Linked DNA regions of Homo sapiens: region 2 is linked to region 1. The links are chromatin loops, found by intact Hi-C in ENCODE. Cell type or tissue: GM12878. All regions are shown on one strand. Links, peaks and the distances in the headings refer to the core of each region. The heading gives the core; the rest is flanking DNA.

The links. Peaks named below come from ENCODE experiments on the same cell type or tissue, not always from the same donor. Only the 100,000 strongest peaks of a DNase experiment are listed, where the experiment ranks them.
Region 2: it touches region 1 in a loop (6-fold over the local background); 1 of 110 quality-filtered maps calls a loop at or near these places.

The regions. Positions count from the first base shown.
Region 1 is chr9:79,476,255-79,481,274 of GRCh38, reverse strand. LOC124902328 (a long non-coding RNA gene) reads left to right here and starts at 1,113. Exons shown (of 3, transcript XR_007061902.1): 1 at 1,113-1,195. RefSeq lists a silencer at 2,564-2,613. In GM12878, for the core only: a CTCF peak has its summit at 2,620 (motif pointing left); a DNase peak (open chromatin) is centred at 2,674.
Region 2 is chr9:79,524,336-79,529,355 of GRCh38, reverse strand. All of the region lies in intron 2 of LNCARSR (lncRNA regulator of Akt signaling associated with HCC and RCC), which reads left to right. Among named protein-coding and RNA genes, the nearest start is that of LNCARSR, 41 kb to the left of the region's middle. In GM12878, for the core only: no CTCF peak of the experiment used is centred there; a DNase peak (open chromatin) is centred at 2,745.

The DNA.
Region 1 (5,020 bases), core at 427-4,426:
TTTAGTGTTCATAGGACAAAGGTGGGAACAGCTGCTTAATGGGTCAATTTGTAGAATCCCACAGCTTTTAAAGTCAGTTAGTGGACTAGAATTTTCATGCACCTACTGTTTGCACAATACTTTATTCTTAGTCCAACTGAGGAGGAAATGTATACATGTATAAGGAAAAACGCCTGCTGTAGTGCATTTTTAGTAAGAGAGAATAAAAACAAAAAATCAACAATTGACAAAATTTGTGATTAGCTGAATTCAGTTCTTTTGTTTTTAGGTTTTACAGTTCAATGAATTCTATTACCCTCTGTACTTGCTTTTGCTTTTGCGTAACAATTTTAACTGCTTGAAGAGTTTTGCTACCTTTCTTTTGTTTGTTTTGCATGTTGTAACAAAGCTTCTTGGAAAGTTAGAGCATGATTTGTATCTAACTGCAACACTCCAAACAATTTCCATTGTAAGTATCTAAGGGCCTTTCTCAAGTCAGGTGTGAGGCAGAAACTTGTCAGTTTCATTCCATCAAAAGCTACCAAACAGGCAACAATGTTGATGGCAGTACACACGTGGAAAGTATTTGCCGTGACTAAGAGTTTTGAAGAAACAATCTTCATGCCCTTGTAGATAAAGTCGTGAGAGTACAGTGACTTCCAGGGTCAGCAGTAAAGCTGAAGGTAATTCTTGCTGCGTATGGTACCAATGATGAACAGAAAGACTGAAATGTGTCAGGTCAGATTTCTGAATCACCATTTAAAGAGCTTTGCATATGGGGCTGGGGATAAAATATTCCATTAGAGAGGTTCCACTCATAGAGCATGTGTACTTTTTATTCTTTCACCCGAACAAAATTTAAATATCAGACAAAGCTGGTAAGATAAACACACACACACACACACACACACACACACACACACACACACACACAGCAACTTAGTACTTCTTTTGTGACTATCCTCACAAAGAATGCTACGGAAATCTGAAACAGAAGTGGGTAGGCCCAATATAATTTTATGAGACTTGCAGTCTGTCTCTCAGCAACCATGCCACCCATTTCCTTCATCCTATATCAGCAATGCAGTATTTGATTGAAAAATTACCCCAGTTTCCCATAGACGGGTCGTTTTCTCCATGGAAAGCAAATCAGAATGGCATGCAAAGAAGACAGGCTCAGGTAGTCCAATACCTGATTCTTTCAAATCAAAAAAGGGTAAGTGCACATACCCTTAAGCCTGTGCACTCGGGCTGGTGCATTTTTGCATGTCTGTATAACTGCCTCCTTTTCACATTTCTGATTCCATAGCCTTCATGTTGCTTAAATGTTGAAACCAAATGGGAACATTTTGAGAAATGCCGGAAAGCAAAGTTAGGGGTAGTGATGCCGAGTCTGAAAGAGTGGTTGAAGAAAAGCAATGAGACGTTTAATAACTTGTAAATTCTAGTAATTGGATTTTTTAATGAACAGAAATATATTTATTTCCAGAAAGTACTTTTCAGTATGTTCTGGGGGTAGATTTGTTTCAATCAAGGCTTGAACCCTGGATAATGAAATGTTGGTAAATGTATAACTGGTTCTTTGGAAAAAAAACGCATATGCAATTTAAACATACTTGTTATACCTTACCCAAGACATACAATGAATACACCAACCAAACAGCAGTTAATGCCACTGAGAGTTTTTATGAGTGTATATAGTACAGTGGCAGGAAAACCCCGCTAAAGGGAGGTATAGAACAGAAGACTTAAGATAATGGATTTGCAAAGTCAGAAAACCCTGCAGTGGAATCCTAGGGCCAAAATCATTTACTGAACTTTTCTGAGACTTAGTGTTCTGGTAGGTAAAATTAAATAGTACTTCCCTTACACACAAGGCAGAGGCAAAGCAACAAATGAAGCCTTGGTTTGTAGCATTTGTTATTTCCATGATACAAATACTCCCATTGTGGCTGATTTCAGTCTACCAACATGACAACACTGAATGCAGAGTTGTGAAATTCCATAGCATTTCCCCCATCCAGATATGATAGACACGAATAACCAAGGGTGTAAAAAATTGCATGACGGGGTAGAATATTTAGGAAGTGATGAGTTTTGAGTATTTACCATCTTTTTAAAAATATAATTTATTTAATTAAAAGGTTATATATTTTGATTTTAAATAATGGTGGCGTTTAAGAACCAGCTCATAGAATTCCTGAAAAATTGACATTGGATTCCATGGGCCTGGAACAGGCTCTCCACTGGTTCTGGTCAAATGCAAGTCTGCTTTTTGCTAAGGAATCTGGTGTCCATAGGAGCATCGTTTCTGGCTGCTCAGAAATTAGGCTTGGTAGGCCTGGTTCACATGTGTTAATGCTTATACAATTAGCTTCTTCAGTTTAGAGACAACAATCCCTGTAATTCTCTCAGGCTGACTTAAAATTCAAGGTCTGCCAAACCCTGCCCAGATGCCAACAGCCAATAATTTATGATGGGATTAGGAATGAGAGTGAAGAAAAGTTACTTGTTAATTATGATTGTGAAGACCACACACACTATGAAAAGAAACACTCTGTACAAATGAAAGGATTCCCCGTTAGCCCCACTTGGTGATACACAAGTCAGTGGGCCTTTCGTCTGCTCTCTGCAGCTCCACCTAGGGGTTTCCCACTTGCCTTTTTCTAACCGAAAGCCCATCAGTGAAATGTCTTATCAAAACCCCCAGCAAACTGCAGAGTCCCTGGGAAAACTAGCAGTTGACAAAGGCATTACAGTACCGTGTCATGCAGGCTGTTAAAGAAATCCAGCCCTGGTGATAATGTGTATATTCATTCTGTGTAAATGATTAAGTTCAAAAAACCATACAGTGAATCATGGTAGCAAGGCCAGACTTGCTTTGATTAACTACACTGGTATAATGAAACCCAACAGAGCAATCACTGAAACATTTAGCTCCAAATGTAAATCTTCCTGAACTCTGAAAAAAAATCATGTTAGGCAATGAGAGGTGGTGTATAATACAGCCATATTTCACATAATGAAAGTTGTGGCAGTTGTAAAGAAAAGGGAATGTTAAAAAGTTGTTATGCTGTGTTTGGCAAGAATGAGTCATTTTAAAAGTGTCAATCATGATAATTCAACATATTTTTAATCTAAAGGTCAATAGAAGCAGTTTCTAAGGTGGTACAATAGTGATGCCAAATATGAAAGCAAGCAGTTATAAGATGATTTCAAGTGTTAATACTGTATCATAATGTGTCTCAGTTCTAAATTGAAGAGCATGGATTGATCAAGGTGAAAGAATTTTTATTAAAAATGTACCGAAATGGCAAGCAACATGGTCATCTCAATCAAACTGCTCTGTGGAGTTCTTCTATTCAGACGTGGTTTGGTGAAGACAGTGTGGTGTCTTGTACAGTACAGGACTACAGGACGGTGTGGTGCTGCTGTGGTACAGTAGTTATTTTGGGGAAGATGGTTGGGGAGGGCTTAGGTCTTCATCTGCTAGTGGCAACATCTACAGAATAGAAACTCTTTCCTTACAATAACCTACAAGTCATTTTCTCAAAAGCAAGAGAAACATATGCCAATGAGACATAAAGTCAGTGTTCTGTGATGGAATGGCCAGCCCTTCATGAATACACAGAACTGTTTGCATTCCTGAATATTTTCACTTTTGTCCTTGGACAGCTTTTGAATATACCTCAAATATGCTTGGGTCATGTTGTATACACTTAAGTATTAGAAATATTCCATGAGAGAAAAGTAAAATTATGCTCTGCCTTTAAAGTTTATGGGAACATGTGGTCTTCCTTACAGGGAAAGCAATTGCTACCTCGGCAGTATTGGACTTTCATCTCATGGGTTTCGTGCATACAGGTTAAACATATGAGAAGTTTTATAAGGCTATAGAAATTGTGGCAGAGAAAACAATCTATAAGAGGTCTGAGAGACATAAAAACCACCGGACACATTCAGTTTCAGGACAAAGCTCTCTCCAAAGTTATTAGATTTCATAATTCAATCTGTGTTATTGTGGGGGAACTTGGGTCCAACCACTGCTGTAGATTATAGTAATAATTCTACATAGACACATTCGCATTACACAATAACTCTCCTGGAACTGGTTGCAGACTAGCACAAGCATATTGTCTTCTGTTAATCCTCATAAACCTAACCAATAGTTTGTTTCTGTTATTTTATCACACACATTAAAACCACTTTTATATTTAAAAATGCCTAGCACAAGCCTATGATTTATCTATATGTGACTCTTTCTGGTAATGTCTCAAGAGCATATTCTATTTAATTTAAATATATATGGATCTTTAAGTGTGTTTCCAGAAGGCTTTTGGTGATATAGTCAAAGAAAACAGAAGAAATCAAAGATGAAGAAACCACTCTATCACATTCTTTCCTTTCCCATGAAGAGAAAATGATTGCACAGAGGTTCTTATAAATGCCTTAGGAGACAGACATTTGGACCTTCTGATATTTCTTGCTACTCGTCTTTTCCTGTCGCTTCTTTCCTCTCTAAATTCTTAAAACATGCCATGTATCTTCAAAGTGTGGGTCTCACAACCATTATTCCAAGTATCTAAACAGGTCTATTGTATAGTTTACCTACCAGTGCATTGTACAGTAATGGTGTGGACACACAATTTATTCTGTTGCATTCTGTTGTTTTTTATTTTTAATTTTTTCTCAATACAAAAGTAACACATGCTGATATTAGAAACACTGGAAAAATCAGATAAGTAAAGAAGAAAATTAAAATGCTACATAAGTTCACCTCACAGAGAAAACCACTGTTGAAATTTTGCTGTATATTTTTCTGGTGTTTTAAATATATAACATATATACACATGTTAAAAATTACATTTGGGGTCATATTGTGCGGGGTGCCCAGAAAGTCCGTAAACATAGGTGAAAATGATATTATCTATGTTAATATTATTAATATTATAAGAATTGCTGACATTAGCAAGGATATATTAATATTATTTCATATTATTTATTCGTCTTACAGATTGGAGATGTCTTTGATGGCATTATA
Region 2 (5,020 bases), core at 458-4,457, 48 kb before region 1:
ATGAAACGTTGGGTTTAAATGATTCCTTTGGTCAAAAGCAGCATCTTGGCTTTTTACATACTTATTACCTATAGATAAAACAATTAATTTCAAAGCACAGGTATATTCAAAGTAAATGCTTTTCCAGGGTGATTTTGTTTTTGTTTTTTAATTTTTTGGTTTTGTTGTTTTCTTTTTGTTCTAGCCCGAAGTGGACAAAAGCAAGTGAAGGCATTCAAACAAATCATTCAAAGTTGGAAACAGGGTTTGATGGGACATCTATAGCATGTAGAAATATTTATGAAAAATGGGGAAAGGCCTGCAGGGAGCACAGTGGGGCGATTCCTTATAAAATCACTTGGAAGTGCTGGGGGTAAGTGATGTAAGCATGAGGGAGGCTGGAACTCGCTTGAAAAGGCATACAAGGCAAGATGCATGTGGACAGATCACACGCTTCCAGGCATTATCTTGCATGTAGAAAAGTGGGATGCTCATTTTGTGCCTCCCTCAGAGGAGATATTATCTGAGCACATGCAAGTATCTGGATATCACCTTCTGGGCCACAGTGAGGAACTCAAGGAGTTGAAATGGTTTCTGGAGAAAAAGAAATGCTCAGAGGTACAAGATTTTCCTTTAAACTCCACCCTCATATTTCTGTGCTGTGGGTACTTTGGACCCTGATGGAAAGGAAATAGCTGGGAGCTTCCTCTGCCCTGTCCTCTGTCTCAAGACATCTGTGGAGGAAAGAGGAGTGTGAGGTAAAAAAGTGTGGACTTCAAGCCCAACAGAATCTGACTTCCAAGTTTTGTTTCCTACTTACTAGTTGACCTAGGGCAGAGGGCAGGTTACTTAAATCTTTTTTTTTCTTTTCTTTTCTTTTTTTGAGATGGAATCTCGCTCTGTCGCCTGGGCTGGAGTGCAGTGGCACGATCTCGGGTCACTGCAAGCTCCGCCTCCTGGGTTCACGCCATTCTCCTGCCTCAGCCTCCCCAGTAGCTGGGACTACAGGTGCCCACAACCACGCCTGGCTAATTTTTTGTATTTTTAGTAGAGACGGGGTTTCACCGTGTTAGCCAGGATGGTCTCGATCTCCTGACCTCGTGATCCATCCACCTCGGCCTCCCAAAGTGCTGGGATTACAGGCGTGAGCCACCGCGCCTGGCCACTTAATTCTTCAATAAGTGTTTCTTCTTCTGTTAATACTACCCTGCTATGTTATTGAGGTGTTCAAGAGAGAAAATAAGACTGTTTCTGAAAGTGTGGTTCCTGGGCCAGCAGCATCAGCCTATCAAGGGACCTTGTTAGAAACGCAAATTATTGGCCCTACTTTAAACCTATAGAATCAGAATCACTGAGTCTATGGTTTAATGAGCCCTCCAGATGATTCCAGTGCATTCTAAAATTTGAGTTGAGGACTACTGTAAAAGGAAAAGCCACTGGCAGAGAGGTGATGAACAAAAATGGTAACTGTCCTTTTTTTTTTCTTCTTTTTTTTTTTTTTTTTTGAGACAGAGTTTCACTCTGTTGCCAGGCTGGAGTACAGTGGCACGATCTTGGCTCACTGCAACCTCCACCTCCCAGGTTCAAGAGATACTCCTGCCTCAGCCTCCTGAGTAGCTGGGACTACAGCCACGTGCCACCACACCCATCTAATTTTTGTATTTTTAGTAGAGACTGAGTTTCACCATGTTGGCCAGGCCAGGATGGTCTCTATCTCTTGACCTCATGATCCACCCGCCTTGGCCTCTCAAAGTGCTGGGACTGCAGGTGTGAGCTACAGCGCCCAGGTGGTAACTGCCCTTCTAAGCATGCTCCTTCTTCATTTGCTGTCTTCCCCTATTTATATGGCTTTCCCTCTATTTTTTATTATTAGAATATATTAATGTTGTCCTCTATCTTCTGTTGTAAAGAGAGAGTGGCTGAGAGCAGACCTTGGGGAGAGGCTGGGCTGCCACAATTAGACTCATGCCTCAGGGACCCCAACACTCACTTCATGATGCTTTATAAGTCTCCAGGATTCCCGTGAAATACCACCCTCACTGGACCCATGCACAAACCCACTAACTTCTGGAAACTCCAAAGGAGAGGAGAAGACAATGTATAGTGAAATTTTTCTTTGTCTGGCAAGCCCTATTTGGATTTGTGACATTTTCTTTCTCTCCAGTCAATCCTCCTCACTGCAGTCAGATCATTTCCTAAATAAAAAATATCTGATCCTCTCATTACTAAAATACTCTGTAACCTCCCTAAGATTTTGCCCATAATATTAGGTAAAACTCCTTACTGTAACATGTAAAGCCCTTCTCAATCTGGTCTTGAAAGACCTCTTCAGCCTTGTTTTACTTGTCTCTGTTTACTGCTGCTATAACAGAATACCACAGATTAGGTAATTTATACAAATGAAACTTTATTTGGCTCATGGTACTGGAGGCTGGGAAGTCCAAGAGCATGGTGCTGGCTTCTGGTGAGGGCCTTCATGCCACATTATCCCATGGCAGAGAGCAAGCAAGCATGTGGGACAGAAGGAAGTGGGGCCAAACTTACCCTTTTATCAAGAACCCACTCCCTCAATAACTAACCAGCTCCCAAGATAACAGCATTACTCCATTCATGAGGATGTAGCCCTCTTGGCCTAATCACCTCTTAAAGGCTTCACCTCTTAATAGTGTTATAATGGCCACTAAGTCTCTAACACATGAACTTTGTGGGGAACAAACTCAAACCACAACAAGCCTCATTGCCCATTTCCTGCCATCTTTCCTCTTCCCATTCCCAACACACATGGGTACACATGCACATGCATGACTTGTCCCTGTGAGAAAGCAAGTGGTGAGCAAAACACCACTGGTGGATGTTACCCTTGAGCTAGTCATGAGGAAAACAGAGCAAGTATTCCAGGCAAGAGGAACAGAGATGTGAAACAGCATGGGGAACTACGATGTGGCATTATGGGGAGTTTTTTTTTTTTTCCTGAAAGTGAAATTTATGAGGTAAGGTGTAAAGACAGGTGGTGCTGGAAAAGAAGGCTCAGGTCAGGCCTGGGAAAGTCTTTAGTGATATGCTAACCAAGGTGCCCAGCAAAAACCAAACAGCATACTCATATGCAAGTTTCAACACATTGCAGATTGTCTAGTAGTTACATTAGATTCTTTTTGTTCAGGTCTTGAATAAAAGTAGGCATATTATCTTTGTCAAATAGCTGAAGAAACTGAGACTCAGAAGGTAAATCATTGACTCATGGGATGCTTCCACTATCAAATGCTGAGGATATGATCCACAGCATCCTATCCTCAGCCATCACTATGCTCCCAATCACAACACCGTTCTGAAGCCAGGGCTTTCCCTGGCTCTACAAAAACTAGCAATTCACTTCAAATCTGGACTACAGCTCTAGATCTGACTCAAACCCTCTTCATGGAGGTCCTCAATTTAGATGAATTGCTTTTGTAACCTTAAGATATTTGTTTCCTTATACTTGGTGTCTTAATTGTTTGTTATTATTTATTCCTTAACAACACTAGCTAGGAATATTCTGAGATTTGGGCAATTAGTTTTTCTGTAGACTCCCTTGATAAATTCTTGGTGGAGAGCCTCTTTTGTCTGCATAACTAGTATCAATATCCACAAAGACCCTTTATGCAATTTGTCAGCTCTGTAAGTGTCAATTTCGTAGAATGGGTGTCTTTAGTGTCCTACACTTAGGTTTGAAAAAATTTTAACGAATGCCTTTACTTCTGAATTCTTTCCTGAAAAATATGTGGCAAAAAAATCTTGAAAATAATATTTTGTTCTTTAAGAGTTGGGCTATTGTTCCCTCTCCTTCAGGAACTGTTTTACAAAACTTATATCCAAGGAAGCACAGTGAAACCTTAAAGTGTAGAAAAAACCCCAGAGGAATCAGTGTGTCAAACTGCAAACTAGACTTATTTGAAGTCACCATAACAATGACAAAATTAATATATTAATAGCAACCCTAAGGCTGATAAGTTATTTTAGTAAAGTGTCTAAAATTTTGAAGGATTGCTTTTCCCTATTGGAAAAATGATTATATACACCTTAGGGAGAAAAAGGTCGATTAATTGCCTCCATTTGAACATTATCAATAGTAAAACACACATTAAATTAGAAAAAGTTTTAAATTAATTAACTTCAGCCTGCTAAATTCTCAAACTTTTATGTCCTTTGAAAGCAAAGATTATGGTTGTATTCCTTGAAATTATACAGAGCTCTCTCTACAGTAGTGAATCTAAAAATAATTGTTGAATCAATGAATGAAACATCATTAAATCAGATCAATCAACCTAAAAATAATGTTCATAAACATGTCATCATGTTTCATTGTGCACTACGTATTTTGGAACATTGTTTCCATTTAAAATTGGTTAAAATAATTTGTACTTCTAGATTTTTTTTTCAAATAAAGTAGCAATTGTGCAAAATAGCATAATTCCAGAAATAGTCATTGCAGCATAGCTTGCAATAGTGTAAGATTGAAAGCAATCTAAAGTCCATCAATAGAGAACCACTTATTTCTGTACAATGGAATACTATGCAACCATTACAAAAAATTGGCATCCCTATATATCTGATTGGTTTATACGGCTAAGATAATTGTATTCCTCTTGGCCTGTGATTGATCTAAGAGTGGGCATGTGACTCAGCTCTTGCCAGTGAAGTGTAATGGGAGGGCTAGCAGGGAGGGGTTTCTTTCCTGAACAATAATGCAAACTTGATTGAGGAGGGGGCCTCTTCATCACCTCTCTCCATCCATGTAGATAATGCCTAAAGGTACAATAGGCTTTTACAATTGCAAGCAAGAAGGTAAAAGCCAACTTTCAAGAATGGTAGGATGAGAAAACAAGATCCAGGTCCCTGATTCATTCCTGAACTGCTGACTCAATGCCAGTAACCACTGACTTCAGGGATTCTGTTGTAAGAGAAGAATAAAATGCCTATTTGTTTGGATCTCTGTAAGTCAGGCTTTCTGTTATCTGCACCTTGATTAAAGAACTCTGTTCCATAGTCTCAATCTCTACTAAGA